Regions from separate parts of the Mus musculus genome. Here region 2 is linked to region 1. Evidence: chromatin contacts called from ENCODE Hi-C data. All regions are on one chromosome and are shown on one strand. Each heading gives the region's core, a stretch centred on a gene start or an enhancer-like site at or near the end of the contact. The rest is flanking DNA. Distances are from core to core; before and after follow the strand shown.

The links. Hi-C counts contacts between places; a loop is a spot of excess contacts on that map.
Region 2: a loop to region 1 is called in a map of heart, with 6 times the contacts of the local background. The contact joins the enhancer-like site here to the promoter of Rbmxl1 in region 1. A Hi-C loop is called at or near these places in 5 of 37 maps with a recorded cell type or tissue (gastrocnemius and heart).

The regions. Positions count from the first base shown.
Region 1 is chr8:78,506,561-78,511,212 of GRCm38, reverse strand. Rbmxl1 (RNA binding motif protein, X-linked like-1) reads left to right here and starts at 2,285. Exons shown (of 2, transcript NM_001252089.1): 1 at 2,285-2,414; 2 at 4,396-4,652. The coding sequence starts at 4,501. It overlaps Slc10a7 (solute carrier family 10 (sodium/bile acid cotransporter family), member 7), which reads right to left and starts at 1,885. Exons shown (of 12, transcript NM_029736.2): 1 at 1,539-1,885. The coding sequence starts at 1,638.
Region 2 is chr8:78,737,902-78,742,553 of GRCm38, reverse strand. No RefSeq gene overlaps it. Among named protein-coding and RNA genes, the nearest start is that of Gm39203, 66 kb to the right of the region's middle. RefSeq lists an enhancer at 1-2,040. Within about 2 kb of position 1,578, at least 1 of the 3 ENCODE cell types and tissues checked has a DNase peak (open chromatin) inside an H3K27ac peak, as active enhancers do; it is heart, where a contact is called at or near this core.

The sequences.
Region 1 (4,652 bases), core at 1,036-3,535:
CTGCCAGAACAAGAAACTCTAGGGAACTGATTCACCATCAGCAACCTTCCTGTCCACTCAGCACTGGGGAAGGCAAGGGAAAAGGCATTTGGCAAACCCAGACATGCGGGGCTATAGGCCACACACGTCAGCAGGAACTCCATCTCAATGCTGAGCAGAGATCTAGCCTCACTGTAACCAGTACAGTGGAGCATCGTAAGTAGCCTCAAAGACAGGAGCATGTCACTTCTCCCAGCTCCAGGAACAAGAGATTCCCCCTTCATTTGACTGAACTCAAAATCCCAACTTAACAGTTTCCCAAAGGCTCACAGAAAGGTTGTTTCTAAAACTAACTGGTAACTATACATACTCTATGTTGCATTTAAATTTTAAAATATGTTAAATTTAAAGGGGAAAAAATTAAATATAGAAAGCTTTCCTATCGAAATCACTGTTTAAATAATTCAATCCAAACGATTCCAGAAGTTACTCTAAATGGAGAAATTAGGGCTGGGGAAAGAAAAAACACTATTCAGAGAGATCATCCATTCACTTCTGTAAGGTTTTAATAACAAGGTAAAATTTCAAATATCTACATGGGCACCTCCTACTTGGGAAAGACTGTGTGTTCTTCTGTCCTTATTTGGGTCCATTGCATGGTTGATATATTCGATCTGCCAATAAACCTGGAACCTAACTCATGAGGTCAAAAACATATGAACTGAAGAAACTCAATTAATATCTATGAAAAGCAGAACAAGGTTGTCTGAAGGTGGGGGAGAGGGTATAAAACGCCAGTGACACGTCCCATGTTCCCACCAGTGTCCACAGGTCACATTACAAAGCTCCTACTATTCAGAGATTGGAGCGGAGGTTTTAACCCATCCACACTTCCCTGCCAAAACATACAGTGTGCATAGTCTAACACAGTCTGCAACTGTTGGACGGCTGCTGTAGTAACGGCAGCCCAGCAGCACACGGAAGTAGTGTCCCGTAAGGAAAGAGTGCAACGTGTCAGTACAATTGGGAGTTTTAGTCAGCAACTAAGGCACACTAAAAATTGAAGTTTGGAGCAAGGGTATCCTTTTTTCCTTTTTCTCCTATCCGCCGCTCCCGCCAATAATCTCCCCCAAACCCCTTTCTCTCCAACAGACTTTTTTTTGGGGGGGGGGGGCGGCAAAAGGGAGGAGTCGGAAATAGACTGGATAATGAGGTCTATTCCAGGATAGATAAAGAACTCCTGGCAACCTATAGTCCCTTGGGATGGGATGCTACTAAGAACGAGAGGAGTAACTTTCAGTTTCTGTACCCTCACTCCGGCACTGAGCAGAAGTCATTGATTGCCCGCAGAAAAGGCAACCTGCACTCCCACTCCCCTGCCCCATTCCTAATTCCCTCCTGGGCTAGCAAGTGAGAAGAACCTGCTAAAAGCCCCCCTCTCTCCCGCTGCGAGACAGAGGGCTGTGCCGCAGCCAGGGCGGCCGCTCCTCCCGGGGACTCGCCGACGAGTTCAGAAGTGGGAGCCGGCGCGCTGCAGCCGGCGGAGGTGCGGCACTTACCCCCGTTCACTCCGACCGACGGCTCGAGCTTAGCGGCGCCGATCGCCACCACTATCCCGACCATGAACCATTCTTTCCTCGCCCTCTCCAGCAGCCTCATATTTGTTAGGGCGGGTGGGTTTTGTTTATTTGTTTGGCTGGCTTGCTTTCCAAACTGCGATCCCTAAATCCCCGGGGCGTCTCCACACTTTCCTCGATCCCTCCAGACATGCAGCAGAGCAAGTCAAATTGCCACTCGTAAACTAAAGACCGAGGGGTGGCTCGGGCGGCTCCGAGGCGGGCTGGGAGTAGTAGTACCCAGTGACAGGAAAGCCTCGCTGAGCGCCGCCATCACTACCACGCACCTCAGAATAGACGCGCCCACCCGCCGAGGACCAGGGCGCAGGGGACGTAAAACGGAGGCACACCAGGAGCACGCAAGTGAGACGAGTCACGGGCTGCACTAACAGGACCCGCCGCCGTGCATACACGGCCAAGCTTGGGGAGGCCCGCAGTGGGAGAGAGGGATGAGGCGCCCCAGACGCCCAGCCTCATCATGGGTGTCGCTGCAGTAAAGCTATATTGACGGCGGCCCGAGCCCCGAGACATGCCTTGCAGAGAGCGTCTCTCACTCTGCCCTGAGCCCGAGAGACCCGCGGCGTGCGCTGGGCCGGTACCGGGCTGCGCCGTGGCGGCGGCTGCGCGCGCCAATGCCTGCTATGTCTATGCGCGTATACTCGAGACATTACGGCGACGACCGACGTCGCGTTGACGTTGCGCGGGGGGAGGGGAAGCCATTCGCGGCCTCTGGTTCTCGGCGGGAGCGGCGGCGGCAGACGCGTGTGGCGACCGGCGCGGGAAAGCGGCTTCCTAGTTAGGGAAGCGTTAGCCCCGTGGGTAGGTTGAAAATCGGTGGCCGAGCAGACGTCCGGGACGGCAGGCCCCCCGCCTTCCCGCAGCGGCGGCGGCGGGAAGGCGGGGAAGGCGGGCTGGGCCTTCCCGCCAGGTCGGTGGCCTGCCCGGGCCTTTCTGCCCGACCGCCTCCGCGGCCAAAACCCGCCTCGGGAGTGGGGAGGACGGCCGGGATGGGGCAAATCTTCCCTGGGGGGCGGTGAGAGAGCGACCCAGGCTCCTCCCCACCCGTGTGCCGCGCGTGGGCGGGCGATTCCGGAGGCCGCGTGGTGCGGGCCTTTGCCTGACCCCGAACCACTAAAGCAACAGGACAACTGAGAGGGGGCCAGGAACTCAGAACAAAAGCAGTGAGGGCCAGATCCAGGGTGGAGGGTCTGATGTCCGCCCCCTCCCCCAACCCTCGGTTTCTTGCATTGCATTTTGGCGAATCTATGACATAGTTTCACGAATGGTCTTCCGAGCATCAACCCTTCCTCTTTATGCACCCAAAGAAAGAAAGGAACAAAGTATTGTGGGACATTTTGAAGCAGCCTGGTATCAGCTACTTGAATAGTTTACTATGGAACGTAACGTTCGAAAGGGATTGTACCAGACTTTCATTCTGAATGCATTCAAAGCTTGAAAGAGACTCGGCGTGCAATTTGCTCTATTTAACTTTATCTTGCTGACATGACTCGCTATCCAAAAACTAAGCTGCTTTAAGCAGTTGTGCTATCAGTTCTCAGTTGCACAGCCCCCACTGCTCGGTAATTACGCATCAGGCAGCATGAAGAAAAGCTAATCTCAAGATAAAAAGAACTTAATAGGGAGACATTAAACAATTTACCAGGCAAAAGAAGTACATGAAATGTGATAAAGGCTTATTATAAGACAGTCACAAGGTAAGTGGAGTTCTAGGAAGTAAAATTTATAACATAATTTTCTTCAGTAATTTTGCTTGGTTCAAAAGGAAAAAAAAATCTGCCTCAGTCATCGAATACTCAAAAGGTCATCACAGATAGTGCTGCTTAAGTAAGGCTGCTCACAGAGTCTTTCTAGAGATTTTGACCTGTTTAGAACAAAATCTTAATTCATAGAATATTTTAACCGTAGTTTTGTGAATTGTATTGTCAAGGACTGTATTAGTTTGCTAGGGCTGCTATAACAAATAGTCCCCTCCCCGAGTTAGCTATACTCAGACAATAGACATGTTGTTTTACTGTTGCAGAATAAGGAAATCCAAAATGGAGATATTGGAGGGCCATGTGTTCTAAAGGCTCTTTCCAGCTTCTTGTGGCTGTTAATATTCCCTGGCTTCCTTGATTTAGGTTCTGATGCTCCAGTCTCGACCTGGTTAGGCATCACATCTCCCTCCATATGTTTCAAGTGGCTGCTCTCTGCATCCTTGAGCATTCATTACCTTTTTTCTGTGTGTATCTTTAAAAGATACTTGTCCTTGGATTTAAAGCCTAACCAGATAGTCCAGAATAATGGGTCATATTCATTTAGATTAAGTTTATGAGCCTATATCCTTTCTCCAACTTAACTGGAGTACCATCCCCTGTAAAAGACACGTTTTCCCATGACCTCAGAAGGTGACTTGTAGAAATCAGATGTTGATAGGTATGAAAAGCTGCAGTTCTTCTGAATGTCATACAAAGGTGTGCAGGTGGAGTGTAAGCACCACGTAGGGTGGAGAGAGGAACTAGATTGAGATATCTATAAGCCAAAGTAGTCTAAGAATTACTGACAACCACTGGAAGCTAGGAGGGAGTCATGGTACAGATTTTTGTTAAGGCTTCTGATAGAAACTTACCTTCATACTTCGTGACTTCCTGAACTGTAAGAAAATCAATGTTTTATAACACACCTCCCACCCCCAGCCCTTTCGCAATGCATTGTTACAGCAGCCTGAGGAAACTAATACAATAATATTCACAGGTGCTCGTGTGCAGTAGTCCTAGTGGCTTTTCTGTTCTGTTCTGAGACCCAGCAGCTGTCACCGGTGAGCTACTTGGAAGGCCGATTTGGCGAGCTTGTAGGAGGAGCTTGAGACCTTCACGTCCCCTCCGACTCTCAGCTGGAAGGCAAGATGGTTGAAGCAGATCGCCCAGGAAAGCTCTTCATTGGTGGGCTTAATACAGAAACAAATGAGAAAGCCCTTGAAGCAGTATTTGGCAAGTATGGACGAATAGTGGAAATACTTTTGATGAAAGACCGGGAAACCAACAAATCAAGAGGATT
Region 2 (4,652 bases), core at 329-2,828, 230 kb before region 1:
TGGCCTGTGGGGCTAGATGCTCTTGCAGCCTTGGCTCCTTCCTCAGCCAAAATAAAAGCACCGGAGATTCAAACACACAGAGCCCAGCCAGGGACACATGGGGCCTGCTCTCCCATTGTCTCTCCTGGCATGTCCCTGCATTTCCAGTTTTAAAATATCCTTATAACACAATTTCCAGCTCTAGCAGGATTTCTTTTAAAAGGCAAGACAGTCTTCAGTGTGTGTGTGTGTGTGTGTGTGTGTGTGTGTGTGTGTGTGTGTGGTTTGGTAGAAACAAGGTACAGCCCAGTGAAACCTCACCAGCCCTCTGGGCACAAAGGCAGTGTGAGAAACTTTCAGAGTGTGTGTGAAGGTCTCCCTCCCTCAATGTCTGTTTTTACTCAGAAGTTCGGAATCCCAAATCCTAATTTATAAGATGTGCTATTGCTTCTAGATTTCCACTAGAGGGCAGTCTTGGAAAATATTTATAAATATATATTTTATTGCTCTGTCTAAGAGAGAGTGCTGTTTTGGTTTGTTTTATTTTGTTTTGGAGAAGAGAGCCCGTGTAACATTTCATGGCAGGTTCTCGTCTCATTCTTCCACAAGCATTGCTAGAAAAACAGGCTGAATAAACCTCCATTGCTGCCTGGTCCTCACACACAGGTACTGCAGCAGGCTGCCCGGCTTCCAGAACTCTCTTCTCAGCACCAGCTGTCCTGAGGGGTCGGGGATGAGAAGAGTCACCCCAGCAGAGCTGTAAGGCCATGATACAGGGCCCCTCTGGTTTGAGGTCAGCCTCTACTAAGGCTCAGCTTCACCCCCTTTCTCCCAGGAAAGCAGTGGCCGGAAATACTCAGAAAAGAACCAGGAAGGATCAGAGGGGAAGCCAATGAGTCCAAACAACTAAAAATAGAGTTCCCAGGCAGGCAACCATGGATCTTTCCCTCTGTGTGTAAGTACATGTAAATAAGGCAGACCAAGTCTGAGTCTGGAAGGATCCTGGACACATTTGTGTAGCCAGGGCTTCTAAGTAGGTGGGAAACACCCTCCCACCCTACATCCCTACATACTGTGTGATCTAGGGGATCTCTCTCTCTCTCTCTCTCTCTCTCTCTCATGCTCTGTATGTCTCTGTCGCTCTCTCTCTCTGTCTCCCTCTCTGTTTCTCTCTCTAACAGAGAACGTCTTTACTGAATCCCGTGGCTAGGGGAGATAGAAGACTACTCTTATCACATGCTTCATCAGTGAACTTAATGGCAATAAGTGACAAGGTAAAACTGTTCCTCAGAGACTCGGGTCTATTTGGGGAGCATGTCTAATTCACAACCCTCAGCTCTCTGAGCTGGACATCCTGTGTGGCCCCATTTCCTTCTGGAGACAACTGGGGGAGGGGTCACAATGTTCCTCTATTTAGAGCAGCAGACGAAAGCCAGACCAGGCAACATGATCTCACAGCCACGGTGCTTGGGCTCAGGTGGTAGTCAGCCATTTCGTTCCCGTGGTGAGGGCATCTCCTGTGCCAGGCCAGCTTGGTGTGACTAGGATGCTCCTTGTTGCTCGACCTCAAAAGCAGGCTGTAGCAATGTCAAGACAGGTCCCTGAGTCCTCCAGGTCCAGGCTAGGAAGGGAAATCCCAGTATAGGTACTGCTTGCCTTTGTTGGTGTGGGTATGTCTGCTAGGGCTGGGCCAGCTGGCCGTGGACCTTTCTAGGAGCACTGAAGCCTGATAGAAGGTCAAGGCTGCCTCAAGTGCCCAGGGCTGCACCTTGTTCATGGTCCTACCCCTCCTCAGGGTCATTCTCTTGCCAACCTTTGCACCCTCTGGGGACCTCTATGTGTGAGCAGGGGGCGATTCCAGAAAACTGGCCTTAAAAGCTTGCTGTTTCCTAAAGGGAAGGTGAAGGTTAGGAGGAGAAAGGGGGGCTGCAAACAGGCTGTGTAGAGCCTATGGCCTAAAGGCACTGGGGGCAGAGACAGTGGACAATGAAATAGCAAAGACAGAGCCCTGGGCCTGTGCTCTCCTCCATGCTCAGAGGTCAGAGGTCAGAGGTCACCTCTACAATACCCTGCTCCTCACTCTGATGAGTCTGTGGGAGTTACTCTCATTCAAAAAGGATGTGACCATGATGGCTGCACCTGAGGTCAGAGCCACCTTGGTCCAGCAGGAAATCTATGTTTTAAACTTCTGGTATTCATATGTAGCAGGAGCTACAACAAGGCTTGCTTCTAGTTAGTAATGCCATGGGGGCCCAAGGGTCAGACCAGACTTGAAGATGCACGCAAGGTCTGGGCCTCCTGTTACTCTAGTGCTTCCAGAAACTGAACGGTGAGATAGGACAACCTCAGGTGCTGCAAGCAATCCTGGGAGCAACCTCTTGCCGAATTCCTGCACTCTACTCTTTTCTCCTCCCATCTGTGGGTTACAATTGTCTATTTACCCCAGATGCGGCACCAGGGGAACCATTCTGCCCAAGTCTAGCTTGGCACACTAGAAACTTGATTCTGTTATTTATAGAAGCTTGGGAGTTATTGGATTACAGCAGGCCAAAGGCTACTGCATCATAGGAGCCCACCCCATTATAGGAGCCCACTCCCACATTATAAGAGCCCACTCCATTATAGGAGCCCACCGACTCCTGCACGGGCCCATGTGTTTCAGGCTTGACACTCAGTGCCTGGTGCTATGGGGAGATAGAGCGACCCTTAGGTGACGGCGTCTGACTGAAGGAGTAATGCTCTGGATGGAGTAGCTTTGAAGGAGGTTGTGGGGATTTACCACAACCTGTTGCTCTTTGCTTTCCTAGCCACCACAAGGTAAGCCACTTCCTGTGCCACAGACTCCTGCTGTGAGGCCCCCCAGGGTTGGGGGGAGCACCCGCAGCCCCAAAAGCAGTGGGGCCAACTAGATAGTGGCCTGGAACATCTAAAATTGCCAGTTAAGATAGACCTTTCCTCTTTTCTTTTTTTTTTAACTAATTTATTTTTTTACATTTCATATTTTATTCCCCTCAGACCATTTTTCTTTAGCAGATGATTTATCTCAGATTTTTTCTCTTAAAAATATAGCAATTTTTAAAATTATTTTTTGTGAATTTCACGTCACGCACCCCACTCCCACTCATCTCCCTGTCCTTTCATACCTACCTTTCACCCTGGCAACCTTCCCCAGAAGAAAATTAAAAAGTAAAGTAAAATAAAACAAACAAACAAACAAACAAACAAAAACACCTTGCTGTGGAAGCTGCAGTGGGTCCCAGTGCATTTTCTCCAAGGTGCACCCTTCTGTCCACACACCTTCACTAGCAAATGTTCACCACAATTAGTCATTGGTCTGGTTCGAGGCCTCTGGCTCCTGCTACACTATCAGTACTGGACCTCACTGGGACTCCTCTCGGATCTCCTGTTGATGCCCTGTGTCATGGAGGTCCTGTGGCTTTGGATCTGCAGGAACAGCCCTTCATGTGCTCCAGCACTCCAGAGACGGGGCACATGTTGGGGTGCTGCCTGGGCCTGGGTGGTAGCTGAGTTGGTCAGCCCTCCAGCTCTCCTGAACCCACCCCAGCAGGGCGAGCTCTCCAACACTGCGTCAGGTAGCTCACCCAATGCTGCAGCTCTCCTGCTCTCATGCCCTCAGCCGGCTCACCTAGCCCTAGCTACCAGGGCCAGCTCCACTGTGCTGCCTGGGCAAGTGCAGGGCCCACTCTCCTGAGTGCCACAGGCAGTGAGGGGGACACCTCTCCTGTGCCCAGGACACCGCCTAGCAAATGAGTGGCAGACATCTCAGATCTTTTTAACCGTGTGGAAAGCTGACTCACATGACACTTCAGAGGAAACTGTCTCCCATGCCAGTCTGTCTGAGTGTCATTGTGAAAACTACTCTGCCTTACCGTGTGTGTCTGCCTACACTGCTCAGCAGCCCCAAGCCTTTCACAGGGATGTGTATTTGGGGACCCAGCCTAGCTCAGCCCAGTCCTGCCTTGCTAAGCTGATACTTCTCTCGGGTGTGGTGGGGTGATCGGATGGAATGCCAGTGTAGGGTCTGAGAGAACATCCCTGATTCAGCTGCTGCTGGCATGACACGCCTTCCCACACCATGCTCCCCAGCTGCCAGGTCCCTTATTGGAGCCTTTCATTCTTTGTCCTGCTCTACCTACCCCCTCTGGGATGCTACCTGTGATTGCTGAGGAGTCAAAACCCTGTGGGGGCTGACATACTGTGAAATCAGCTAGCCAGACTCTGCATCCTCACATACATGTGTGGTGCTGGTAGAACCAAGCAGGGACAAGGCCACTGGTGCCCCGAAGACCCCCTGGAAGTAGTTTTCCTTTATTATTGAAATGTGTAAATTCTTCAGGCTGCCAAGTGAGTGAATTCAATCCAGTACTCAGTATACTAATACATTCCAGATATCTTCTGTGGTGATGTTGGCTGCCTTTGTTTTGAGGCTGCAAAGTCATTGATTCTGAGAGGAACAGCCCTGATTCAGGTGAAGGCATGACACACCTTCCCATACCATGCTCCCCAGCTGTGCCCTCCCTCCTAGCCTTGAGCAGACTCAATCAGACCTGTTTCTGCCACAGTCTGCTAGTCCACGTAGGGTGGAGTCTTCCATATGCCACCTCTGTAGCTTCCTGCAAGAAGCTACCAGCTGAGCTTGTTTTCCTGACAAA